Regions from separate parts of the Mus musculus genome. Here all the other regions are linked to region 6. Evidence: chromatin loops called from intact Hi-C (ENCODE). Cell type or tissue: heart. All regions are shown on one strand. Region 1 overlaps Prdm16 (PR domain containing 16). Region 2 has its middle 7.0 kb from the start of Actrt2. Region 3 overlaps Prdm16 (PR domain containing 16). Region 4 overlaps Prdm16 (PR domain containing 16). Region 5 holds the start of Prdm16 (PR domain containing 16). Region 6 overlaps Prdm16 (PR domain containing 16).

Region 1 (4,000 bases), 120 kb before region 6:
CTAGCTCTCTGAGGGGTCAGGGAAGGCCTGCTGTGGAGGTACCTTCTCACACACAGCTTCCTCTGACAGGGAGGGCATCAAGCTGTTGAACAAGTGAGTGGCTCTCAGACACTGCATCTTGAAGGACAGGGCTGGTTCCATTCAGAGCACTGTGCCTAAGGCCAGGATGAGGGTAAGCCAGGGCATTTGGTGGGCTGCAGCCTGGGCCCTCATGTGTAATTAGGGACTGCCAGCAAGACCAAAGACTTGTGAGCAGTAAAAGAGTTTAAGACATCCTTACTGATGGTGTGGACTGGTCTGGTCTTCACAGTTTCCCCAAAGCACCAGAGACAAGGGAGGTGCAGCCTGCCTTGGAGGTACAGACAAGTGTCTGAAGAAACACATCTCTGGAGAACCCTCCCTCATTTCTTCAAAGTGGATGGGAGCAAGCTAGACCCTGGTGGCACAGAGCTGTGGCCCATGATGGCTCATGCAATAAGGGATGGGTCCTGGCTCTAGGTTCTGGGCCAGTTTTGAGTCAGCAAGTCATGCCACCCCCCCTTTTTTTTATAGTATTTCTTTTTTTTTTTTTAAAGATTTATTTATTCATTATATGTAAGTACATTGTAGCTGTCTTTAGACACTCCAGAAGAGGGAGTCAGATCTCTTTATGGATGGTTGTGAGCCACCATGTGGTTGCTGGGATTTGAACTCCGGACCTTCAGAAGAGCAGTTGGGTGCTCTTACCCACTGAGCCATCTCGCCAGCCCCTTGTTTTTATTTTTTATTTTTTTGAGACAGGGTTTCTCTGTGTAGCTCTGGCTGTCCAGGAACTCAATCTATAGACCAAGCTGCCTTGAACTCAGAAATCGCCTGCTTCTGCCTCCCAACTGCTGGGATTAAAGGCGTGCACTGGCAAGTCATGCCACTTCTATGAGCCTCTGGTTCTCCTCTTCAAAACTGGAGACCCTTCTTGAAATTTCTTAGGGTTTAGAGAACTTCTATATTTCAATGACTTCTCTGATCAGTTTCATTTCCTGGGATATGGAGGTGTCCGTGCCGAAGGGAGAGTCCCCACGTAAAGGAGACACTGACATTTGGATGTGAGGTGTCAGAGAACACCTCTGTAGCCTGGCTGAATTCCCCCTCTCTCTGTTTCTATGTCTCTGTCTGTCTCTGTCTCCCTCTCCCTCTTAGTGGAAAAGTGGTTGCAGGTGTGCACATGGGGAGGTTGGTAGGGAGGACTCTGCTTGTTTTGGGACCTCCTTCATATGGGACCTAGTACCATCCAGGGGTGGAGATTCATGCATCCTGGACAATACCATTAGAGGAGCTGAGTCTAGACCTGCCTGGGTTGGCTTATTTTTCTTACCGTTTGTCCATTCGAGTGGATGCCTGGTTCATCTCGCTGTTGGCGATGAAGTTTCGGATCTCGGAGAAGTAAGAATCTTCCTTCTCATCTAAAAGTGCATGGTTGTCCGACTCGGAGGTGGGGGAGGAGGCGCTGGTGCCCAGGTGGTTCGTGAGCACCCCGGAGTGCTGGCTCACTGTGGATGGGCTGAGTGTCAGGGGCATTCTTGGGGGCATCCAGCCCTCACTCAGTGCCAATGTGCACTTGGGGTGATCTCAGGGAACTGTTTCTTAGAAAGTTGTTTGAGGGGTGATGTTGCCCTTGCTTGCCAGGTCTCTTCCCTCGCCCCTCCTCCGCCACGCCCTCTGCCGCCACGCCCCTCCTCCGCCACGCCCCTCCGCCGCCACGCCCAACACCCCACCCACCTGGTGCGCCCTCGTGTTCGTGCTTCTTCAGGTGCCGGTCTAGGTTGGTCTGCTGCCCGAAGCAGCGGTTGCACAGATGGCACTTGAACGGCTTCTCTTTGTTGTGGATGTTCCTCACGTGCCGCTGGAGGTTGGAGGAGATGCTGAATGACCGGTCACAGTACTTGCACCTGGAAAACAGGTGCGCCTTGCCTCAGAGGAGAGATCAAGTGCCGTGGGAGCTGTGTCCACTGTGGAGTCCCCGAGGTCACCTGACTACCCAGCTGGAGAGTTCAGACATGTCCTAGGATTCTATTCTTAGAGACATCTAGGCCAGGTTTTAACTATCCCTGAGCTCTATACTGGAGGGAGTAAGATGCTGAGATAGTGCGAGGTGACATTCTTTATTCAGCCTCAAGAGGGCAGCCTTGAGCCACCGAAAGATACAGAAAGCTGTTCTGGCTGGTTACCCTGAGATGGGAAAGCAGCCCTCTGCTGACTGAAGACCCTGAACCAGCCCCATTTCACTTGGGGGCTCGTGGTGGCTATCTAATGCTCTTAGTAACCCTGGAGGTCAGGTGGGGGGATTTTGGGACTGTGGTTTCGATGCTGAGGCCAGCTAGTAGCCATATTGAATCCTTCAAGCTACTATGGGCTCCTGTGTGCTCAGAGTATTGCCTGCCACACCCCCACTAGGTTGACCAAGCACTTGGGAAACCATTTTACCAGAGAGCATGGCGCAGTTAGAAGCTGTGGTCAGTGAGAGACGTCTGCTGTGTGGCTGCCCTCCAGGCGTGGCCTCGTTGGCCCTAACAGCAGAGAACAGAGGCCGGCTCTCTCCCAGTTTTATAACAGGGCCCAAGCAATACCCACAATAAAGAAACCAGGCCCAAAACAAAGAACAGTGCGTGATTTAAGAAGGGACCTTCCAGGCTCCGCAGCACATGTGAGGCGCCCTGGAAAGGAGCGAGCTGTGCCTTGTGGGAGTCTGAGCTGCGGTGCATTGTGGGAGTCTGAGCTGACAGGGCTTCCCCGAGGGCTGTACACACAGACGGACCCTGCAGCAGGGATTCTGTCTCCGTGGTGTATTTTTTTCTGCATCCATGTGCATCCATGCAGTGTGTGTTTAGTATAAGTGCATGTGTGTGCTCAGGTATATGAGCACACATATGCAAAACAGTCGTCAGAACGCCTTTGGGCGCTTATCTGGATCTCGGAGGCACACACACAGCACTTGAAAACCGTGTTTGTGCGAGTATATACTTTCATATTTGGGAAATGAGCCCTGCTAGGTGACAACACAACACACAAGATTTCCAGCGCCAGTGCTGTGAGACAGGCTGCCTTCCTCTCTAGAGCCAGAGCCTGCTATGTCAGCCTCCGTGAGGGCAAAGATGGGGGGGGGGCTTTTAAAATTTTTTTCACCCACATGGATGTGTGATTGTTCTAAATACAGCAGGCTTGCATTCCTATGGGCTCTGCCCCACTGCGATTTGGGGCTGGTGGCAGGCTCTAGAGTAGCACACTGGTCACGAGCCTCTGTCATGTGGTTGCGGACGTGCCCGAGGACAGCAGGGGCACAGCCAGGAGGGGCTGTGTCAAAGCAGTTTTTATAGCACTGTACTATCCAGTACAGGAGGAGCCAGGCTCTGGATGGACCCTGGAGGTCTGTGTGGGCCCCTGCCCAGGGTGTCTGACTGTGTTTCTGTCCCTGTTGAGCTTAGAATACTCAGGGCCGCATTTATTAACTTTGCCCTTGGACTCTCAGAGCCTGCGAATCCTCTGGTCCTTGGATGCCCCATAAAAACCAAGGAAGTTTAAGGCCCCAGAGAAAGGGATGCTACTCTGAGAGGGGCCCTTCCTCCTGTCCAGGCCCTTCGTTCAGGCATGTGACCTTCCAACCTTGAACTCTTGTGTCGCCCCCTTGTGTATGGTTCCCTTCTTCAGTAGGTCCCTTCAGCCTCCAGCCTTGTCTGAGGCCAGGCTCCCCTTGCTCCTGCTATACTTTTAACTGCCTCACCAGACTTGTTTATCACAGGTCTGGGCCTCTACTGTATCCTAGGGAGTCCTGAGTGGCCTCTGGGGCACATAGGTGTCCTTGGACACAGCCTTTCTTCCACAGTCTGGGACACAATGTGACTCACATGACCACCTGCAAAATATGCCCGGATGTGACTGTTGGTTCGCACACCTGATGTTGCACAGCCTGAGCAATATCAGGTCTCGGTCCTGCTTGCTCTATAACCCCCTGTGGATGCAACATTTC
Region 2 (4,000 bases), 230 kb after region 6:
ATTCATCCATCCATCCATCCATCCATCCATCTGCACATCTGTCTACCCATATGTCCACCCATCCATCCACCCATCTGTCCACCCACTCATTCATCCATCTATCTACTCATATATGGAACCCAATCCTGTGTATTAAGCTTGGCCCTTGTAGCACCTACCCTTCCAGCCTCACTTCTCTAGAGTTCCTAAGGCTACCCATCCCCCCATTGTGATATCCTGTGGTGACCATTAAGCCTGCTGCTCTACTCACCTCTGTGCACCACCAACATTGGGGGCAATCGGGAATTCTAGGGTTCCTATCACATTGTCAGGCAAGACAGAACCTGAAGATACTCCAACCTCCTACAGGCACAGCCTAGGCACTGGAATACTTACAGCAGCCTCGAGGGATATATATCACAGCCAACTGAACACTCTCCAGCCCTTCCGAACCACCAGTTCCATGCTTGGTCTCTGGGAAATTATCCCCACCTTTTCAATTTTGGAGAGCATTGTGTATCATTTATCAGAACTTTGAAAGAAGTATACCATCCAGAGTTGGGGGCTCTACCTCTCTCGACAGAGGTGAACACTGTCAGGCATGGGTTATTAGGTCCTTTCCCATGGACGTGTGTGGCTGGAAACCTACACTGATGTTTGGGTGTTCCAAATGCTATTAAAATGGAGCCAGGCTGTAGCATGCTCAAGAGTTATGACTGCCCATTTCCAGAGTTGCTGGAAATGCAACTCTCCAGGATTTCTCCTTGTGAGGTGTCCTGCTCCTAGAATTATCAACAGACACCAGTTACATCGTGCTTTCAGACACTCGAGTGGGCATCCCAATTTGGAAACCTCAGGAGTGAGGAGGTCTCTGGTTAATAGAAGCTGGAACTGAAGTCTGACCGTAAGGCTCAAGGGGGAGGGAGAGGTGAGCTCAGCTTCCGTGGGCTCTGTCCATTGCTGTTTTGAACTGCACAGAAGCTTTACCAAGTGGAATCTGACTTACCTTGAGGGCAGGGAGGGGGGGGAGGGGAGGGGGGGGAGGGGAGGGGAGGGGGAGGGGGAGGGGGAGAGAGAATGGAGAAAAAGGGAGATGGAGAGAGAAATGGAAACCAGTGTCCTCATTGTCATTTGTGAAAACCATTTTAGTCCATACTATGAGGTCAGGGCTACAGAATAGAAGTGAGACGACTACGCCCCCAGCTTGGCAATTCCAGTCTAGTTAGAACCCCTCATATACCACCCTGCTCCCCTCCCCCAAACCCCCAGTCATCAGCCCACACCATTGCCCAGTATGTCAGGTGCCTGCTTTCTGCTTTCTGGCCCTCGCTTCCCCGGAGGCAAGGGCATATGGCTTTGCAAAGTACTTCCCTGGTGAGTACAGCCAGCCAGTAGGGACACACCTAGTGAGAATGTTCCCAGTGATTGTCCATGGCCTCACTATTTTAAATGACTACTGCTACTGCTGCCCACTTCTTTCTTTTTCAAATTTTCTTGACCTGACCCAAACAAAGGAGGGTTTTCCTCTCAGCACCCAGGGAAAGCCCTGCCCACCTGGTCCCAGTTTTGTCTGTGGGAATCTCTCCTCCGCTCAGGTCATTCGTGCCCCACTGGCCTCAGCTTTGTTCATAGAGACACCTCCTTTTACTTCAGTTCCAGGCTGTGTCTGTGTTACTGTGTCCATGGGATTCCTCCCTTCTGGTCTTCAGTTCAAGGTGTCTCTGTGTCCCTAGCCCCAACTCTGTCTGCGGGATTCCTCCCTTCCCTCCCTTCCCCAGCTTGGACAGTTGGGGCAACTCGAAAGACAGAACCTAAGATCCCAGGCTAGTCCCAAGGGAGCTGCGTCCTGACCCTCTAAACTACAAAAAGCATTTTCCGCCCCCTGCTGGTGCCCGTGTGGAACTGCCGCGGGGTCTAGGGGTGGAAGAATTGGGGAATCTTGGACAGGAGCGAGTGGGCTTGTTAATTTCCGGGCAGCGCGGGACACTAGGAGAGAGAAAAAAGAATCAATGTTTGCTAAATAAGGGGAAAGCATCACCCTGTCTCAGCGGGGATGAGGTCTGTTTTCAAGCGTATTGCGGTGATTACCCAGAGGAGAGTCCCACCGAGTAAGCAAACACACACGAACTAGCCGAGCTAGCCGTCCTTTCCCCAAAGAGCTCTGTGGCGGAGTGCGTGTTAATGTGCTCCCTCCAACTAAACACGGCCAAGCTTTGGGTTTTAAATAGTTTATAGCATTTCAGATGCGGCTTCGAAGTCAGGCAGTCCCCAGAGAGGCCGAACAGACTTCTACACTTAGCCAATGATGAATAACCAAGAGAGCTCAGGGCCCGGAAGGATTCCAGGTTTAATTCAAATAATTTAAAATCTAATGTTGAAAAGAGCTCTTTGCATTCACGGGCCGTACCCATTTCCAGCTGGAGAAAGAAAAGGCTTTGTGTTTGAGGCTGAGGTAGGCGCGCTAACTGTCTTACCATGCGCCTGCCACTTCCAGCCTGCACGGCAACATTTTTCATGTTACAAATGGCAGGCTGTGATTCTGAAAGCCAGACACGATGAGGGGGCGGGTTGGGGGGGCTTGGGGGGGAAGATTTATCGTCGCCATGGAGTTTCAGCTCCAGGTGGAAGGATTTTGTCCATGTCCACGGTGAGATTGCTGCCTAACCACCCCTGCCAAGAGGAGATGGAGCCCCCTGGCCCAATGTGCACGGTCTAGGAGGCCCTTAGGAAATTGACAATAGTAGGCGCAGAATCGAGCAATCCCACTTGGGCTTGCCTGCACTGCATGCAAGTTCTGCTAGTTTAGAAGAGAAGGGGTGTGCCAGGGGCTCACTGGCTGGCAGATATACCCTGCCTGCCCAAGGCTCATCAGAGGAGGAAGCTCCGGGGCCACCTGTTTCCTTCTTGTCTGGTCTTAGACCAGAAGTGGGCTTGGGTCCCGAGAGACTGAACACAGAGGCTTGCAACCTCCCCAGCCTTTGCCTGGACCATGCTGAGAATCGGGGAGCTTGCAAGCCTTTGTGTGCTCATGAGGTTGGACTATATCCCCCCAGCACATACACAAACTTACATCACTCAGAATTTCAGAATACAAATTTACCTGTAAATTGGGTCTTCGCAGTATAATTAAGTAAGCTAGAACTAGGTGGGCCTCAAAAAGTGCCTCTGGCACCCTCAGAAGCAAGGAAAGGGATATGTCGGGAGGATTTGACAACAAAGGTAGAACGAGCATGTGACTACAAACAAAGGTGCATCCTGTATCCAAGAGACAGAAAAGTCAGCTAGGTTGTGGTGGCGCACACCTTTAATCCCAGCACTTGGGAGGCAGAGACAGGCGGATTTCTGAGTTTGAGGCCAGCCTAGTCTGCATAGTGAGTTCCAGGACAGTCAGGGCTACACAGAGAAACCCTGTCTCAAAAAAACAAAACAAAAAAACACAGAAAGAGAGACAGACAGACAGACAGACAGACAGACAGACAGACAGAGACAGTCCCTGGCCAGATTCTCAGAGGATGCCTGGACCTGGCTTTCACCCTTTTACTCCAGACATAAGGAATCCTCCTGTTCTAAGCTGCTCCATTTCTGGTCTCTTGTTAAAGTGGTCACAGAAACATGTCTGTCAATCAGATTCTCAGCTCTTTGCTTAAGTCACAGAGCCAATCATCTAACAAGTGAATATGCACGTGCACCAGACTGTATAGGGCACACCAGACTCTATAGGGCACCTCCCATTCTGTGCTCTTCTGGGAGGGGCCTTGGATGCTCAGGTTTCTTGAAGGTGTCTTCACTGTGACCTCACACCAGGTAGGTAGGTCATCCTTCAAAGCCATCTTCCCTTGCCCTGACATCATCTTTTAAAGAAAATCCACGGGAACTTAAGGTACCAAAAAGACAACATCTCAGTCCAGAGGCTATCCCAACGTGGGTGACAAGGGCTTGAGGGGGACTTTTGTGAGGTGTGGCAGCTGGCAGGTACTTGGCAGAGTGGCAGTGATCCCAACAAGCAAAGCCAGTTTCTCTA
Region 3 (4,000 bases), 92 kb after region 6:
CAGCTGTTAACACAGCAGATTAATAGAGCCAAGGAATGATGGCTCTGCAAACATGCTAAATGTTAATAATAATCAATCGCCGTTTACATTCTCAACCCTGTCCGCAGGGATGGCCCCAGCTGCAGAGCTGATGCAACCCAAATTGCCATTAGAGCTTGGGGGAGCCTGGGTGGCTTGGTGGTTAGCGCTGGCTGACCTGAATGTGGCACAGGCCTCTCTGAGCCGTTCCTCCAAAGATAGGGTGTATGGAGATGACCTGGCAAGGAGCTTGCGCTGCCCACTTGGTTTCTCCATCCTGGCTGAAGTCACCCACACGACCTGGCCATTCACTCCTCGGTCTTTGTTATAATTATGAAGGGAAGCAAGGACCCCACCCGAGAACTGCCTCCTCTTTACAGATGAAGAACGAAGCAATTCCAGGCCTGTCCCTGGTAGGGGCCTACACTAGCCTTGAAGTAGATCTCTGGCTACCCTTATTAATGGCTGGCTCGCTCAGCTCAAGTCCAAATACCTCAGAATGGGGCTTTACTTAAAAATAATTTATTTATAAATGTATGGACTTATGATGAGGCATTAGACCGGACTGTAACCCAGAGTGAGTCTCCGGAGGAACACAACCCTGACACACCGGAACTATAGACATTCAGCTTAGATCACCCAGGCAATGACAGTTTGTTCCACCGGTTCCAAAAGCCACGCTGGCAACCCCTTCCCGCAGCCTTGAGTGGTTTCTGTCATTTACTATTCAACCCATTTCACAGTCAAAGAGGCCACAAGTTGAGGACGAAGAGCCAGGCCTAGAAGCCAATGGCTGAGCCCAATTAGCCCATGCTAACGTAGGGTGTCCTGTGACCACTCCTCCTAGTGTCTGAGCCACCTGCTCAGACAAACCCCAGCCTACCTCAAAGAAATCGCATGCATGCGTTGGGCTCAAAGATAACCAAATCTATCCAAAGAGAAGGTAAACAGCCAGGCCCACCCTGCCCCACCCCCCACTCCTGCACAGCCTAGGACCAGCACACAGCCTACCAGGGTCCAGGAGCCCAGGGCCAGCAACCTGAACCCAGCCCTTACTGAGGGCCATGGAAGGCGCTGGCCAGCCCCGGCCACCTGGCCCCACTTAAGGCCTGATGCATTATTCCAACATGATTATTTGTCCTGCAATGCTCTGGGGACACTGAGCTCTGCGGCAAACCCGCATCTTCCATTTCCTGGCCGCCTCCATCGCCCGGGGCAGGCAGGCACTGAATGGCCGTGATGCCTCTGTAATTTTTATCAAGGCTTGTTCCTGGTAAAAAGCCTCTTTGTTTCAGAGAGATGTGATTTGGCCTTTTTCTTCCTCTCCTTTATTCCTTCGTTAATATACCACTTCCCCGAGCCCCGGGGGCAGCGAGGTAGCCCACGGATCGCTCAAATCTTAGTGTTTTTTTTCTTCTAAATCACAGCAAGGCTCCCTGGCCCCGCCGAGCCCAGTCTGAGTTGGCGGGCTGAGCGGGTGCCCTCTTTAACCCTTTGCCTCCTGAACGGTCAACATGCTGTCACCTCGAATTTCAGGCTGGGAGGGTTGGCTACAGATACCAGCTCTGGAACCTCCAACCCAGGTGAAGGTTTAGAAACAACTGGAGTAAGGATGAAGCAGGGCTCGGTGGCCCAGACCTAGCCTAACGTGGGCAAGGCCCTGATTTCTACACCCAGCCGCGAAGAAAAATATTTTAAATTGACTGGTTGCGGCAGAGTACACATCACATAAAATCTTAGCTGTCTCTAGCGACGGATCAGTGACATTAAGCACCCACATCAGGAAGCACAATGCACTCACGTGGGCCCTTCTCTTGAACACTTCCCATGTTGGATCTGAAACTCTGTGTCCATTAAATATGAACCACCCCCCTTTCCTCTTCAGGTCTGAGCAGCCTCCATTTTGCCATCTGTCTTTATGAAGCAGACTCCTCCAGGGGCCAGTCGTAAGCAGACTGGAACAGGACTTGGCCTTGGCAGATCGGCTTATCTCACCGAGCACCTTGTCCTCTAGGTCCCTCCCGAGTTGCAGGGTGCATTGTAACTAACTTCCTTTCTGGGTCTGAGTGGTGCCCCACCGTGTGAGTAAAACCTTGCTTGACTCCATAGACACAGTGGCTTCCACCCTCTGGCTGGTGTGAATACTGCAAGGCTGAACACAGGTGTATCTCTGGACGCTTGGTTTAACAGGCTCTTCCCCCAGAGTGAAGCCTGCTTCCGGCCAACAGCTGCTGCTCTCCTGAAATGAGGAGGTGAGGAGAAGATGCCCACCTCACCACCCCACCCTCGCCTGATCTCCTCTCCCACAGTTAGCTAGGCAGTTCCTACAATTTGTCCACGTGGCTACCTAGGGTGAGTGGCCTGGGTGACTGGCTTATACAGTGGGCACCCCATTCTGGTGCACAGTGGCCCCAGGTCAGACACCCAAGCTCAGATCTCCTGGCTGAGTTGCTATCTTGGGGTTTGGTGCTTGGAAGATTCCTAGTCCTTCATGACAGAGGGAAAGCTTCATTCCCCTCAGCCTCTCTTGAGTACTTAGCTAGGCTTGCTCAGGCATTTCAGAGTTCTCGAGGACTTTTTTAACAGAGTCAACCAGAGCCCAGGAGGGACCTGGGCCTACTCAGTCTAAAGGGGCCTACACGAGAGGACTCAGCACGGTCAGGCTTGGGAACCCGAGTTCTTCATACACCCTTGTCTGCCTACAGACCCAGAAGCTGTGATGGAATATTTGCAAAATGGAGTACAGGAATTCCACCTTTCCCAGAGTCCACACCTGCCTGCTGCAGGGTCCCAGAGAAGGCTCTGAGCCACTGGGTGCTGCAGTGTTGCTTGGCCAGGGTGAGATGAACGTGTTCTCCTAGCACCTGGTCTCTGCTCTGTTTCCCTGCCTCTCTGCCCTCAGCAGCATGGTGGAGGAGCAAGGGGTTAAATGCTGAGCAAACGCTATGACAACTGTCACCAAACTATTTATAGACACATTTATCTCTGTAGCTCCTACCAAACAGCCTGTGGCTGCCATTCACAGGCCAGAGTAAGGTCGAAAGTAAACCCGTATGCCTCAAGAAAATGGGGGTGAGGTGGCATGCGGGGGCCAGGGGGGTGGCTGCCCTCTGCCTGGAAGGCTGGCTTCTGGAAATATGGGTACTGGGATTGGCTTGCTGTTTTCCCAAGCTGCTCTTAGGGGTAGGGTGAGTCCAGTAGGCTCTCTTAACAGGGGGTGGGGGGGACAGTGGGAGGATTAGTGGTCCTGTGTGATTGGCACCATGAGGCAGAGGATGAAAGGTACCAGTTTCTGAGCCTTTTCCTCTGTGGCCTTGGCTGCAGACAGGGCAAGCCCCAGGTCCTCAAATGGCTGTGAATGCTTGGTGAAGTTGGGTCAGCATCAGGGAGGGGCACGTTCACTGGCCTTCGGCCTTGATACTGGGGAGGGGGGCAGCTGGAGTGGCTCTGTTGTCTGCATTGGACCTGGGTCTTCAGGGTCCTTCTTGTATACTCTTAGACCCCGCCTCTTCTGGGCGCTATGGCCACTGGCTCTGTGCCCTGTCCTGGCCTTCCACCAAACCAGGGGGAAAGAGCTAGGATGCTGAGCCTCTCTGCCACCAGGGCTGGGGCAGGGGGCCACCAATATGCTTTGTGGGAACACAGTGCCACCTTGTGACCTGGCTCCCAGGGGCCAGGCAGATAGTTGGGGGGGGGGGCTACATTTCCCAGGGGGCACATGCTTTCATTTTTTGTTTTTGTATGTTTGTTTGTTTGTTTGTTTGTTTTTCTGTTCTCCCTCCAAATGATGTCCACAAGCTGGGGCAGTCTGGTGTTTGCAGGGATGAAAGATCAGCCTGAGCGCACCCCTCCCTCCACAGACCAGAGCCCCCTCCCTATGGGACTGGGGGCGGTACCCTCTACTGCCCACCCCCAAGCTGCTTCCTCCTCCTCCACTCCCCTTCCAGAAGGCTGCAGGTGAATGGCCGCCTGGCCCTCTGGC
Region 4 (4,000 bases), 51 kb after region 6:
GCCTCGGCAGTAACTCTTTATTTTTACTGAAGAAAATATAGTACTTATAGACTGCATCCATTCAGGACAAAGGATTCTCCAACAATACAGCTGTAGGCATTCCCTCTCTACTTGCACAAAGACAACACACCCAGGCCATTCTTTACATCTTGTGTTAAAAAAATAAATAAAAGGGTCCCACATACATTATCTGGTTTGAGTGTGTCCCTTACATTGTGATTCAGAAGCTCAGAGAGGCCAGGTGACTGTTCGAAGACACACAGCAGGGAGCTCTGCCTGTTACCAGAGGGCCCAAGTACATCCATCCCTGGGCTTTCCCAGTGAAGTGTCTGTTTCCCTTAAGACTAGAGCAAAGCAGTGGGCCCTTCTGAGGCCCTCGCTGAACACCAGTTCTCCAGGATCACTTTACTCGAGAGTTGCAGATGACAGCTCTAAACCAGGCATCAGCGGTGGGCAGCTCTGATGCCAGGGCACAGCCTCTGTCTCAAGAATCCTCTTGGGCTGGGTAATGGCATGTGCTCCCCAGACAGGATGTGCTGGGCTTAGGAACACTTGAAGCTGTGTGCCAGTGGCAGATGTATCTTTGTTCTTGTGGTATTGTTTTTCTCAGAGCTGGGCTGGGCTCAGCTCAGCTCCTCTTGACACCCTTGACTAGGACTCCACAGATAACATCTCTGTGCACAAGACCCTCCAAGGAGTGAGCAGGCTGCACACCTAAAGTGGTTTCAACACAAAGATGTCACCAGGGGATAGGGAAGGGAACTGGGGACTTCTTCCAGTTGGGTCAAGTACTCTAGAGAGGTCACCTTCCCTGTGCTGTTTGTGGAAGGGAACCCCAGTCATTACAGATACGCACCAGGACCTGAGAGCCAGTGAGGTCTCACACTCCTGCACCCGGCTGCTTTCTCCTTTACCCTGGTCTTGCTTGGTCGGGGGTGCAAGCTACATGGAGGTGAAAGAGGCCAGGCGCATCTCCCCAGGATAAGTCTGCACGGGTCAGTCCTGGGGCAGTCCCGGGGCTGCCTGGCTGCCTGGAATAGTGAGACAGTCTGTGGTTCCTGGCATTGGAATCTCCTTTTGGAACAGGCCTGTGAGGTGGGTGGGCTTGAGACCCACAGAGACATGCGGAAGGAGGTGTCGCATACAGGAGGACAGACGGTGTGGGCCGAGCAGGGAGAACGGATGCTTTTATCAAGGCTGGTGTGGGCATGTAATGGATGTCCTCTGTCTGGAGCCGTGGGCAACGCTGTCTAGGTCCTGTGAGAGCCCAGGAGGCCTCTGCTGGCAGGGGTTGTGTGGTCAGTGTGGAGGTTCATTATTACGTGAGTGACAAACATCTGTGGCCCTACGACCGCCTCACTGTCCCCCAGGGGAGAGAGACTCCAGTGGTTCCTGGTCTTTATTCCACCCAAACTCTGCGAAGAAGATACCATGACTGGAGGAACCCGAGAAGCAGGCATAGCCCTGTCTGTGAATCCCAGACTGGGAAAGATATTGCCTAGACTTCCAGGGGAGTGAGGTCCTCCAGGTCAGAAAAAGAGACTCCAAATTCCCTGCTGGATGTCCCGCCCACCCGACCCCGGTCCCCTGTCAGCCTTGAGACATTATCTACCCTGATCTCAGGGGGCAAAGCTATGGCTGGGCTTGGGGGATTTTACCGTTCAGTTCCCAACTGATGTGGACCAGCCAGGGTAAATCATTAACCCGCTTCTGCCAGCTCCTTTCTGAAGACGATTCCACCCTCCCAAAGGCTCACTGCCTGGCCCCGGCCCTCTCCTCCCACGCTGGACCCTTCCCCCGCCCAGCTCCACTGCACTCCAAGGGGAGAGAATGAGAAAGCAGGTCCTCCGGGAGCTGGCACGGCAGACAATGTGTGTCTTGTGTGAGTAATTTAGCGCTGTGGCCAGTCAATCTGGTTTCTGGGCCCGCTGCCCTGACCCTCTTAGAGCTGCTGGCTCTCGCCAGCACAGTGTGAAGCATTTTCTTTCACTGCTCTGACACTCCGCAGATTGAGACGTCAGCCCGGTCCAACTACAGCAAATTAGCAATTTTTCTTTTGCTAATTGGAAATAAAAACGTTTGCCGAGGGAGCTGTTTGTCGGCATGCGGTTTTCGGTTTCTGTGCACAGGGAGGCTGCGTAGAAAACACATCCCAAGGCGCTGTGCACCCCGGAGCCGGGGGGCCCCTTGCTACAAATGTGGAGGGGCCTTCTGTTAACAGTGCAGAGATATTCCCTGTTCTAGCCCCAGAAGCTATTGCTCAACCAGCGGAATATCCCCATGTCCCCAGGACGCTTCGTCTGGAGGCCCATTCTGTACTTTGAGGAACGACTGGGGTCCAGCAGGTGGCAAAGCTTTCTGGGGCAAGCCGGTGAGGAAGTTCTTCACCAGAAAAACAGAAGCTGAAAACAGGAGAGAGACCCACAGTAGCTAATGCCTTCCTGAGCACAGAACACATCTTCCCAAGAGCCGGGGGTGGGGTGGAAGTGGAGGGGGGTAAAGAGACTTCCAGAGTAGCGTGTGGGATGTCTGCCCTGCACCCATGCTGCCCAATGTGTGTCCAGGGTAGAATACATCCCTAGTCTGGCTCCATCTTAGTTCCAAGGTACAGAGACCCCCCAACCCATGAGAAGAGTGTGAAGACACCCAGTCTAGAGAGCAGATGAACACGGTCCTTTAAGGAGAACAAAGAGAAACAGACGGAGGAGCCAAAACCATTATCTAGGAGGGCTGCCTGGACCCAAACCCGGAGAGCTACATCTCAGAAGTCTGCTAATAAACAGGTCCATCGTGTCCACCCATGTGGGCGCATGTGTGCATGTGAGTACATGGCCAATTGAGTGCCGGAGCCCACGAGTGTGACTGATCATCCCTATGTACAGACCCTGCCCTCCATGTCTAGGGGCTGATCAGGAATTCCAGGCTGCAGGCCAGCACACAAAGGGTTACTGAGCCTCCTCCTTCCCTGATAAAGCTTTTGACAGCCGTGCCTAATAATTCTTTCTGTTAGAATCTTTTCTTGATGTCTTTATGCGAATATGAAATCCGGATGAAAGGCCGTGGGGAACCCTCCACAAGAGAGGAAAAAGTATCAACCAGAGAGGAAGGAAGACTGTCCTGCACTCCCTGCTGGGAGCCAGTGGCTGCCCCCCCCCATCTGTGTTGAGGCTACTGAGGCCCTCTGTGAGTGGCCAAGTCTTCCTCACTTGGGTGTGACAATGGTGTCTTCTCAGAAATGGCTGAGGAGAGGTGACAGCGCTGAGGTCATCCCTCTCATAAATGACGGGTGAAGGATGCCCTCTGCCTAGCACTTGACTATTGTCCAAGACCTCAACATCAGTAACAGAGGAGAGAAGGCTGAAGAGATGGGGGCATTCCCAGAACTCATTTTGGCGGCAGGGTGGTGGTGGTGCGGGGCAGAGTGCAGGTAGCACCCTTGATGCACCACAGTTTTAGGCATCAGCCGGCAGAGGTCACAAGAAGCCAGGCTGCTCCTTCCAGGATTTCTGGCTGGGCAGCAGCAGCCTGGGGCCAATGAGAGACTTCAGTGGGGGTATCTTGCCCTAGAGTCACAAGTTTTTTTCTGCTTTGGGCTGGAGCACCCCTCTTTTGACCCGTGAACTGGAGCTAATGCAAACTGTGCAAGTCGCCAGGTTCAGAGGGGGCTGGATTCCATTTCCTGGGGCTCCTAAGCTTCATTTTGATCCAAAGTAAGAAGTGAAAAGAATGCTTTTCTTTTCTGGTTCTGACCTGGCCTGAGCCAGAGAGACCATAAATCCTGCATTAGAGGGCTGTTCCCTTGGGGTCCTGTTTCTATTCCAGACCAAATAAGTCTGGATGAGGATGGGGTACCAGGCAAATGCCATGGTCACTGAACAGGTCCCCACCCCCACCCCGCAAGCCAGCTCATCTCTATTGCTCACCAAATCCTGAACTCCTCGCTGATGATCTGGCAGGGCAGCTCCAAAGGCCAGGCCATCCTGGGCCATTTCCAGCAGGA
Region 5 (4,000 bases), 190 kb after region 6:
GGGACCCCTGATCTGAACCATCTTCACTTTGCCCAGGCTCAGGCTTAGCTAAACTTCCCACCAACTGAATCACAGTCCTCACTGGGGAGCTTCAGAGATTTCTGTCCTTAGGAAGCTCAACAGAAGGATCTACTCTGGGCCCCTAATTCTACCAAAAGGGCCAACTGAAAGGTCCAGCTTAAACAAGCCATGCAGACAGAGGTCTGGAGTAGGAGCACCAGGAAATACAAACGAAATTATACCTCAAAATGCACACCCCTGGGACAACCTCACACCCAAGCCCTGTGTCCTGCCGTTACATCCATTGGCCCATCTGTCCTTCTGTCCTCAGGACATCTCAGTCACAGCTCAGGGGCCCGAGTAGTATGAGGGCAGAACAAAACCCTGAACCACCATGACCTTGCTCCTTCTTCTATCCCCTGACCCTGTCAGCCAGTTAGGAGGCTTCTGGGCTGGCTGCTGGTCACTCTTGCTTCAGGTAATTGAGTCAGGTTCCCAGGAGCCTTCCACAGTCCCTTAAAATGCTGTCTAAAGAAATAAGAAAGTCTTCAGTAAGCCCTGGGCCGTCTTCCATCCTGAGCCGCCTCGCCCTCTTCTTGAAGGGGTTTTGGTAGTAGCAGTAACAGTCACACAGCCTGAAACCAGGTCTCCAGGTTGACACTCAAGTGGAGACCCTGGGTCTGTCGGGCAAGCTCCTGTGGGTTGTTTCCAAGAACGCCCTGAACTGTGGACTCCCACCGGTTGTGTCCTTCGGTTCTTGGCCTCCAGAGAAGGCCTCAAGATCGTCGCTGGACGCCCGTTCTGGCCCTACATAGGGCCGGAGCCAAGTGACCTTCCCCACCTGGTGGAGGGAGAGCAGGAGGCCCAGCAGGGCGCCGAGCGGGTGTGGGCCTCTGGGAAGTTTCCGGGGCCGCGCTGGGTGCGCTGAGCCAGTCTCTCGCTTGCAGCGAAGGCGGCGGCAACAAAAAGAGCGCAGTCACTTTACGTCTCTCTCCTTCAAGCTTTGGTCTTTCCTCAGCGAGAGCCTGACCATCCAACCTGCAGCCAGGGGGTCGAGACTCCCAAAGGCTCACGGTACACACCGGACTCTAACAGTACACTGCACACCCGTTCCACGCGTCGTGGAGAGTCACCCAACACGCACACAACCCCTTCGCATCCGCTGGGAACCTACTGGCACTGTTCGCACCAAGAGGGGTCAGAGGTCATGGGTGGCCCAGAAGGCCGAGGTCAAGGGCAGCTGGCCAGGGAGCTCGGCAGGAAAGGGGCTCTTAACCGAGGGGCCACGAACTCCAACGGCGGAGCTCAGGGAAGCTTGGCGGAGGCTGGAAGTTGCTTTTCCCTGCAGAGTGGGCGCGCGGCCTAAGACAGCCGGGCCGCCGTGGGGCCAAGTTCCGTAGGGTCCGGAGCTCAAAGTGCCTGGCTTTTTCGGAAAACTATCGCGGATCCCACACCGGCTCGCTGGACTCACGCTCTTTAAGAGTTCGGCTCTGGAAGCCGCGAGGCCGGGCCAGGCAGGATCCTGCCCCGGAGGCGCAGACCGAACGGCCTGGTGATCAGGCAGGGACCTGGAGCCGGCCCGTGGTAGAGGAGGGGGCGGCGGGGGCGAGCGACTCGGATCCTCTCCGTACAGCGCTCAACGCTTCGCTGGAGCCGGACCGTGGCCCGAGCTGTTCGAGCCGCGCTTCCCCCGGCCGCCCTGCAGCGGGTCCCCACCTGCTGGCTGCAAGGGACGAAGCCCCGGGCCCGACTCCTGCGGATGGCGCCGGCACTGGGACGGGAGGGCGCGCTGGGCGGCTGCGAGACACGGTGGCCATAGTGCGGACGGCAGGAGCCGGCGGGCTGCGGTGGGGACCAGCCCGCTGCTGGCTGAGCGCACAGCCCCAGGCACGGCTCGAGGCGGCGCGAAAGAGAAAGTAAGCCCCGGGCCCGGGTAGCCTCGCCGGGACATTGGTCCCTCTGGGGCTCGCGGGTGCCGGGGACAGCATGTGCGAGAGGGTCGGAGCGAGGCCAAGCGAGGCAGGGCGGCGGGTAGCAAAGCGGCCAGTGAGGACCCCGCTGCCGGAGGCGCCGGCACCGGGCGGCCGGAGCGAATCGCGAGGATCACAGAGGAGCGCCGGCCACCACGCGGGGCACCACTTGGGAATAAACTTCAAGAGCACAGTTTCGAGCGCAGGAAAAAGTCTCCATGTTGCTTCCCCAGCGGCTGCGGCCGTCCTGCCCTTGCTCCCGGGGAGCCGGGTGGGCGCCGGCCCGCGCCCCCTCCTCCGCCCCCTCCCCGGCTCAGGGTCTCCCTCCTCTGAGCCCGGCTGGCGGACGCCAAAGGCGGTGCTCTAGCGCCCACTATTTCAAAAGCCCGGAATATGATTTGACCAGGACTGAGAGCCACTCGGAGAGAGAGAGGGAGAGAGCGAGCGAAGAGGAAAAGTTACTCTCCCCTTTCGTCAACTTTTCGCTAACTTTCGCTTTTCTCGCTCCTCCACCCCCGGCCCTCCCCCTCGGCCCCCCTCCCCGGCCCCCACCGCGCGCCTCGGGTTCCCGGGCCCGAGCGCCTGACACTGTGGGGGGGAGGGGGTTCTGCGGGGAGGGGGCCGGCGCCTTCGGGGAGCGCGCGGCCCGGGCGCCCCGAGCCTCCGCGCGGAGCCCGGCCGCCCCGGAGCGCGGGAGGCGGAGCAGCCCCCGGACCGCGCGGTCGACCGGGGGCCGGAGCCGCGGGCGCGCCGACCGCGCCCCGACGCGCACCCCTGGCCCGGGTACCCCGGCCCCGCGGCCCGGGCCCGGCGACGCGGCGCGGTCGAGCGCGGGAGACTTACTTTTGGCTAGCTTCCTCGCCCTCGCCTTGGATCGCATGGTGTCGGCTCGCGGAATCTCTCTCCTCCTCCTTGAGCCCAGAAGCAGCTACACACTATCTTCATCTCCCTAGCATTGTCAGTTTGGACACCTTCGCACATGCGCACAGAGCACTCAATCTGACACCCCTCGCCGGGGCCAAAAAAACTTTGCAATGTGTTCATCATCCTCTTCGTCGCGCCGCCGCCGCCGCCGCCTCGGCGCGGGATTGGGGGGCTCTCCGAGGCCTTCTCGGTCTTCACCTCACTTCTCTCTCTCCCCCCTCCCCCCCCCTTTTCAGCGCAGCTCGGAACTGGCCCTTTAAGAAAACATTCCTTGCTCGTCGCTCCCGCCCGGGGCCCGCACCCTGGACACTTTAAAAGGACCCAGGTAGCCCTGGAGGCGAGGTGACCGTCTCCCCGCCCTGGCCCTGCGCTGCGCAGCGCTGTGGCTCCTGCCCAAGCCGGGCCGTAGAGAAGACTGGCCCGCAGCGGGTTTCTGCGCGACTTCCTTGGATCTCCCCGCAAACGCGCTGATAGTTGGGACACGGGTCCAGGCTGCTTTTGCTGCGTTTTATTGCGTTTTATTACTAATTAAAAAGCTTTCGTTCGCCGTCGCCCCAGAGCGCTCTCCTCCCGAACTCCCCTCGGTCCCCGCCCGCACCCCGCGCTCGCGGAGGGGGTGTCAGGGCCAACGCGCCCTAACCCGGCTCCTCCGAAGCCCCCGCCGCCCGCCGCCCCCCGCGGGCCTCCCGCCCCCGCCCCTCCCCCCGCCCCCACCCGGTGGCTGCAGCTTCGGGCTCCGCGGCTCAAAAACAAACAGCCGAGGCGCCTCCAGCTCCAAGCTCTGCCACCGCCCGGGACGCCGAGTGGCGCTGGAGCCGTCGGTCCTCAGCCGGGCGCGGCGGCTGAGGCTAGCGCGCCCCGCGTCGGGGGGCGGCCGTGCGAAGGCCGGCATCTTGTCCTGGGCGTCTCGGGGCGTCCTGCACCTCTGCACCTCCGGGGTGGGCCCGTGCGCTGCGCTCCGGTCTCCGCGCCCCGTTGGGCTGCAGCCGCGGCCCCCAGGTGAGTACCGGGTGCGGAAGCGCCGGAGCTAGCCCCTTTCAGGAGCTGGGGTCCTTTCGGGACACTCCCCTCCGGCTCCTCCCGGGCCAGGTGCCGCTCGGGTTGGA
Region 6 (4,000 bases):
AGTCTGCCATCTTCCTCTGACTCTGGGCAGCAAACCCCTACATATTATGCTTTACACCCCCCTTTTGCTTTCTTGGGAGACCTATAAGAAAGTCTTCCTTTTAAGAGACCCAGCTACCAGTATTTATGGACCACTCCCTGGGCGAGGATAAGGTTGCCAATCCATCCACAGAGTACATCAAGCCTGCAGTTCTCTAGGGTTGGTCTCTCTGGAACCCCTCCATGGGAGAGCGAGGAACTTTCTCTGCGGTGCACATTCCCAAAGGACACAAGGGGCAGGGAAACACAGCTGGGACAATGCCCCAGGGCCATCACAGGTCCTCCACAAGCACTCTGGGAGGCTGGGTGAGGTGCCCCATAGGACCACAGTGGCTTCTGTCCTCAGGACTCATAAAATTGTATTTGGTGACATCATTCACACATTCCTCTGAAATGTTTCCAGGTCTGTCATAAACCCACAGTTTGGGGTGTGTGAAGTACTATTTTCTCAGCTTCTGGCCTCTACCTGATGTGCCAAGAGGTTTCAGGGAACCACACAATTTTAAAACGAGGTTCTGGACACCGAGACAGAACCACGAAGGCAGAACAGGTCTCCTACCTTTGGACCTTCTCAGAAACGGAAAGTGTCTCCTTCCCCCAACTGCCTTCCCGGAGTTTGGTCTGGGATCCCCACAGGTTTGTTGACATGGGTAGTGCCAGGGTAGTTCGCAGGCTCTGCACTTGCCCAGCCCCAGCCTGCCCCACCTGTCAGTCCCGTGAAGTCCAGCTGATGGAAGGCCTCCGAGAGGTTTCAGAACTCTTGCCTCTCAGGACCTTTGTGCTGCGAGAAGCCTTCCCAGGCCAGCCACACTTCCTACAGTGCCCTCAGGGCCCAGCACCAGTCGAGCATTTGTCTTCTGGGTGAGAAGTAAGTAGTAAGATAGTATAGGCACCTGCTTGCTGGGTCAGAAACTCCAGACTGGAGCCCCAGGGCATGGCTGTGCTGCAGTGAGTCAGGGATAAACTGCCGGGGGCTGGCATGCTCTCTCGCACTCTGTGTTTGTGTGTGTGTGTGTGTGTGTGTGTGTGTGTGTGTGTGTGTGTCCATGTTTGGTCCCAGGCAGGACACTGACATTTTAGGCTTTTAAAGATGTAAGTTAATATTAACCCTGGAGAGGAGCCATTTTCTGCTGCCCAAGCTCTGCTAGCACCCCCAACCTCTCTATCCTGGCCGGCTGTACTTCTGGGCTCTGACAATGAGACACCACGTGCCCACTGAGGCAGAGATGCCATCTTGGATACAAAGCACTCCCAGTGCACCCCAGCATCAGGTGTAAACCTTCTTTTAGGGGTGCTGAGCAGCTATTTGCAGGTCCCAAGTCTGGGGGTTCTGGCCTGCCCTCCCTCCCTCCCTCCAAGGGTCTAGTAACATGCTGTGGCTTTTGGGTGGGAGCACAGTGGAAACTGACCGGCACACGGCTGTTTGCTATATCTCTGAAGCCCCTGGTCCCCTTGGTGCTACACAGCTGTCCCCTTCCCTGTATGGCTACCCTTGGGTTCAGGGAAGGACCCTGCTGTTATATCCCAAAAGAGGAGCTTAGAGGAGTCCCCAGCCCCCCTGGAAGGTTTAAATAGCATTGCTAAGTAGAGGCCTCTAGAGCAGTTCAGCCTGGCCCTGTCTTTTCTAGCAGGTATCTAGCATGCTAGCCACGTTTTTCCCTGGTGAACATTGGCCTATCAGGTGAATACCAGGTTGTCTCCTTACCACACAGACACTCTGAAAGTGCTCATGTCTCCGTGACCACACAAGTGGCTTGCTTACACAAGGAGTCAGGGAGGAACTAAAACATTATCAGTCTTTATTTTAAAGGTTCCCAAAGGCAGATCACCTCTAGGAGAACTGTGGCATTTCATCTTGGTTTGAGAAGTTGTCCCAGCTTGGGCAATAGAGGGCGCCTGTACCCCAGCTTCAAAGCAAGGTGGGCCATAGGCCCTGGCCAGGAACAGGCCTAGTGAAGGAAACTGACTGGCTCCTTAGCCCTCTCCAGGTGCCACCAGACACTGGTGAATATTCCAGGCAGTAACCACTGGCCAGGTCCTAGGGACACCTGTCTCCCTTAGACTCAGCCCTCAATGCTATCGCCGAGTGTCTCTCTCCCCTCAGCAAATCTGAGTTGCTCCCTCCACTGTCAGGCCTTGCTGTGCCTGTGTGGAGGCCTCTGGAGGAGATGGTGAGAAAGGCAGGCAGGTTTACTCCTGCTTTCTCTCCTGTCTCAACCTTTACCACAGCCTGACTTTGGAGAAGACCTCCAATGGGCAGTGAGTTCTGAGAGGGAGGGACAGTGACTAGGACGAGGCCACCTGTGCAGAGAGGAACAGAACCTAACCCACCTGCTTATAAGCACGTGTTTCTCCTCTGCTGAGGCTGTCATAAGGGGACCTTCTAAAGCTCAGGCCATGGTCACTGAAGGATGGTGACTCGGGGACAAAGAGAGTGAGCAGAGAGGGACTTGACTGCAGTTCTCACCCGAGTCTTTAAGAAACCTGGATTCTTTTTCAGATGGACCCCAGGAGTGGGTCTCTCAGTGTAGCTGATCAACTACATGCTAGGTACTACCCAAGCCTGAGGCCTGCTCTTGAGATTCCGTGCCTCAGGTGATAAAACATGACTCTCTGAAAGGAGCAAGCAGTTCCAGGGTCACCAAGGGTCACAGAGCAGCCATGAAAATAATATTCAGCCCAGTGGCTGAGCGACTACTTGTCCTAGGATCTGGGCAATTAGCTCATGAAGCAAATGTTTTCAGGCCAAGATCTCAAGGGCCAGGGCTACAAGAGCCCTTCCCTGGTTTCCGGGAAGCTACCTTCCTGTTTGGTTGTACTGTGAGAAGTGAGTGTTCAACTCTGACATCTATGCCTTGAGCAGGGAGAGATCAGAAGATTGGACAGGCGAAAACACAGAGCTCTGGAGGTGCAGGTGGCACACAGGTATACAAGGCTAGGCAGTCAGCTATAGCGTGTCCTGGGTTGTAGTCAACGAACGTCTCTGAGCTGAGGACCTGGGGGTAGGCAGGGAGCCCCCTTCTCTGCCCTGCACGCTGATGGCCAGCGCTGCCCAGCTGGCAGAGTCGGCCTGCGTTTCCAGGGCGGGTGCCAGCCAGTGCCTGGCACTTTCTGGCCTCTCCATGGAAATGTCTGCATGCTAATGTTTGGCTACCCCAGCCCCAAGCACATTCCTCTTCTAGAACATTCTGAGAACTCATGGCTCAGCCTGTTTATAGGTAAGAGAATGGGGCCAACTTGGAAACCAGATGCTTTTAATTTGCAAATCTAAAGGGCTTCCTTGGAAGAGGCAAGGATGGCTCCCACTCCACGCACACAGGGGCTGGACAGGCTAAGCACACATGTGAACACTGCACATAGCCTTGTTACATAGGACACTGGTTGTATAAGCCCCATGCTGCCCCGTTCTACCTTCAGAGGAGTCCTTGGGACCCTCTGACAACTCTGTGCCCCAGGGTCACCTTTCTAGTGTACCCAGCCCCACCCGTTTCCTCAGCTCATGTACCCATTTGAAAAGCACAGACTGAGGATCTGGCATGGGTCACTGGATTGAGACTGAGACACTGGCCCTAAGACAGATATGTTACGATGGTCACAGATTATGTCAGGATACTTAGCGGGAGCTCAACTCGGATCACATGTTTAATCTGGTTGGCCTGGCAAGTCTGAAAGCTTCTGTCCCCGCAGTTACCACCACCACTCCTGCCCCCATCTCTGATTTCTATTTTCTAAAAGCATAGCTTATCAGCCCAATCATAGCTGTGTAACATTTTATTACAGCTCTTCTGCAGCCTTGAACAGAGCCCATCAAGCTGATATAACTCATCAATGACTGATTGTAGCTCATCAATGAAACTGTCAGTCATGATAATCATTGCTCATCAATGAAGCATGCTTCCTACTTAACCCAGGAGCCAGCCCCCTCAAGATTCTCTTTATTAAGTATCCTGTTTTTAAAATTA

What was found. Hi-C counts contacts between places; a loop is a spot of excess contacts. Peaks named below come from ENCODE experiments on the same cell type or tissue, not always from the same donor. Only the 100,000 strongest peaks of a DNase experiment are listed, where the experiment ranks them.
Region 1: a loop joins it to region 6, with 2.5 times the contacts of the local background. A loop is called at or near these places in 5 of 42 quality-filtered maps.
Region 2: it touches region 6 in a loop (8-fold over the local background); 10 of 42 quality-filtered maps call a loop at or near these places.
Region 3: it touches region 6 in a loop (1.9-fold over the local background); 3 of 42 quality-filtered maps call a loop at or near these places.
Region 4: it touches region 6 in a loop (7-fold over the local background); 2 of 42 quality-filtered maps call a loop at or near these places.
Region 5: a loop joins it to region 6, with 9 times the contacts of the local background. A loop is called at or near these places in 13 of 42 quality-filtered maps.

The regions. Positions count from the first base shown.
Region 1 is chr4:154,326,909-154,330,908 of GRCm38, forward strand. It overlaps Prdm16 (PR domain containing 16), which reads right to left. Exons shown (of 17, transcript NM_027504.3): 13 at 1,756-1,925; 14 at 1,352-1,526. Among named protein-coding and RNA genes, the nearest start is that of Arhgef16, 29 kb to the left of the region's middle. In heart, CTCF peaks have their summits at 2,141 (motif pointing right) and 3,688 (motif pointing left); DNase peaks (open chromatin) are centred at 2,153 and 3,283; H3K27ac peaks cover 2,203 bases; H3K27me3 peaks cover 1,113 bases.
Region 2 is chr4:154,672,908-154,676,907 of GRCm38, forward strand. No RefSeq gene overlaps it. Among named protein-coding and RNA genes, the nearest start is that of Actrt2, 7.0 kb to the left of the region's middle. In heart, a CTCF peak has its summit at 1,873 (motif pointing left); no DNase peak of the experiment used is centred here; H3K27me3 peaks cover 3,688 bases.
Region 3 is chr4:154,539,771-154,543,770 of GRCm38, forward strand. The region is part of intron 1 of Prdm16 (PR domain containing 16); the gene reads right to left. Among named protein-coding and RNA genes, the nearest start is that of Gm13133, 8.5 kb to the right of the region's middle. In heart, CTCF peaks have their summits at 2,155 (motif pointing left) and 3,667 (motif pointing left); a DNase peak (open chromatin) is centred at 3,528; H3K4me3 peaks cover 850 bases; H3K27ac peaks cover 4,000 bases.
Region 4 is chr4:154,498,052-154,502,051 of GRCm38, forward strand. The region is part of intron 2 of Prdm16 (PR domain containing 16); the gene reads right to left. Among named protein-coding and RNA genes, the nearest start is that of Gm52688, 6.9 kb to the right of the region's middle. In heart, a CTCF peak has its summit at 1,836; a DNase peak (open chromatin) is centred at 1,900; H3K27ac peaks cover 3,217 bases; H3K27me3 peaks cover 651 bases.
Region 5 is chr4:154,633,910-154,637,909 of GRCm38, forward strand. It overlaps Prdm16 (PR domain containing 16), which reads right to left and starts at 2,964. Exons shown (of 17, transcript NM_027504.3): 1 at 2,814-2,964. The coding sequence starts at 2,850. It overlaps 5930403L14Rik (RIKEN cDNA 5930403L14 gene), which reads right to left and starts at 2,458. Exons shown (of 1, transcript NR_045643.1): 1 at 1-2,458. It overlaps Prdm16os (Prdm16 opposite strand transcript), which reads left to right and starts at 3,671. Exons shown (of 2, transcript NR_168731.1): 1 at 3,671-3,893. In heart, CTCF peaks have their summits at 849 and 2,345; DNase peaks (open chromatin) are centred at 1,062, 1,982, 2,392 and 2,962; H3K4me3 peaks cover 4,000 bases; H3K27ac peaks cover 4,000 bases; H3K27me3 peaks cover 1,790 bases.
Region 6 is chr4:154,447,486-154,451,485 of GRCm38, forward strand. The region is part of intron 3 of Prdm16 (PR domain containing 16); the gene reads right to left. Among named protein-coding and RNA genes, the nearest start is that of Gm52688, 57 kb to the right of the region's middle. In heart, CTCF peaks have their summits at 1,938 (motif pointing right) and 2,138; a DNase peak (open chromatin) is centred at 1,986; H3K27ac peaks cover 2,456 bases; H3K27me3 peaks cover 1,565 bases.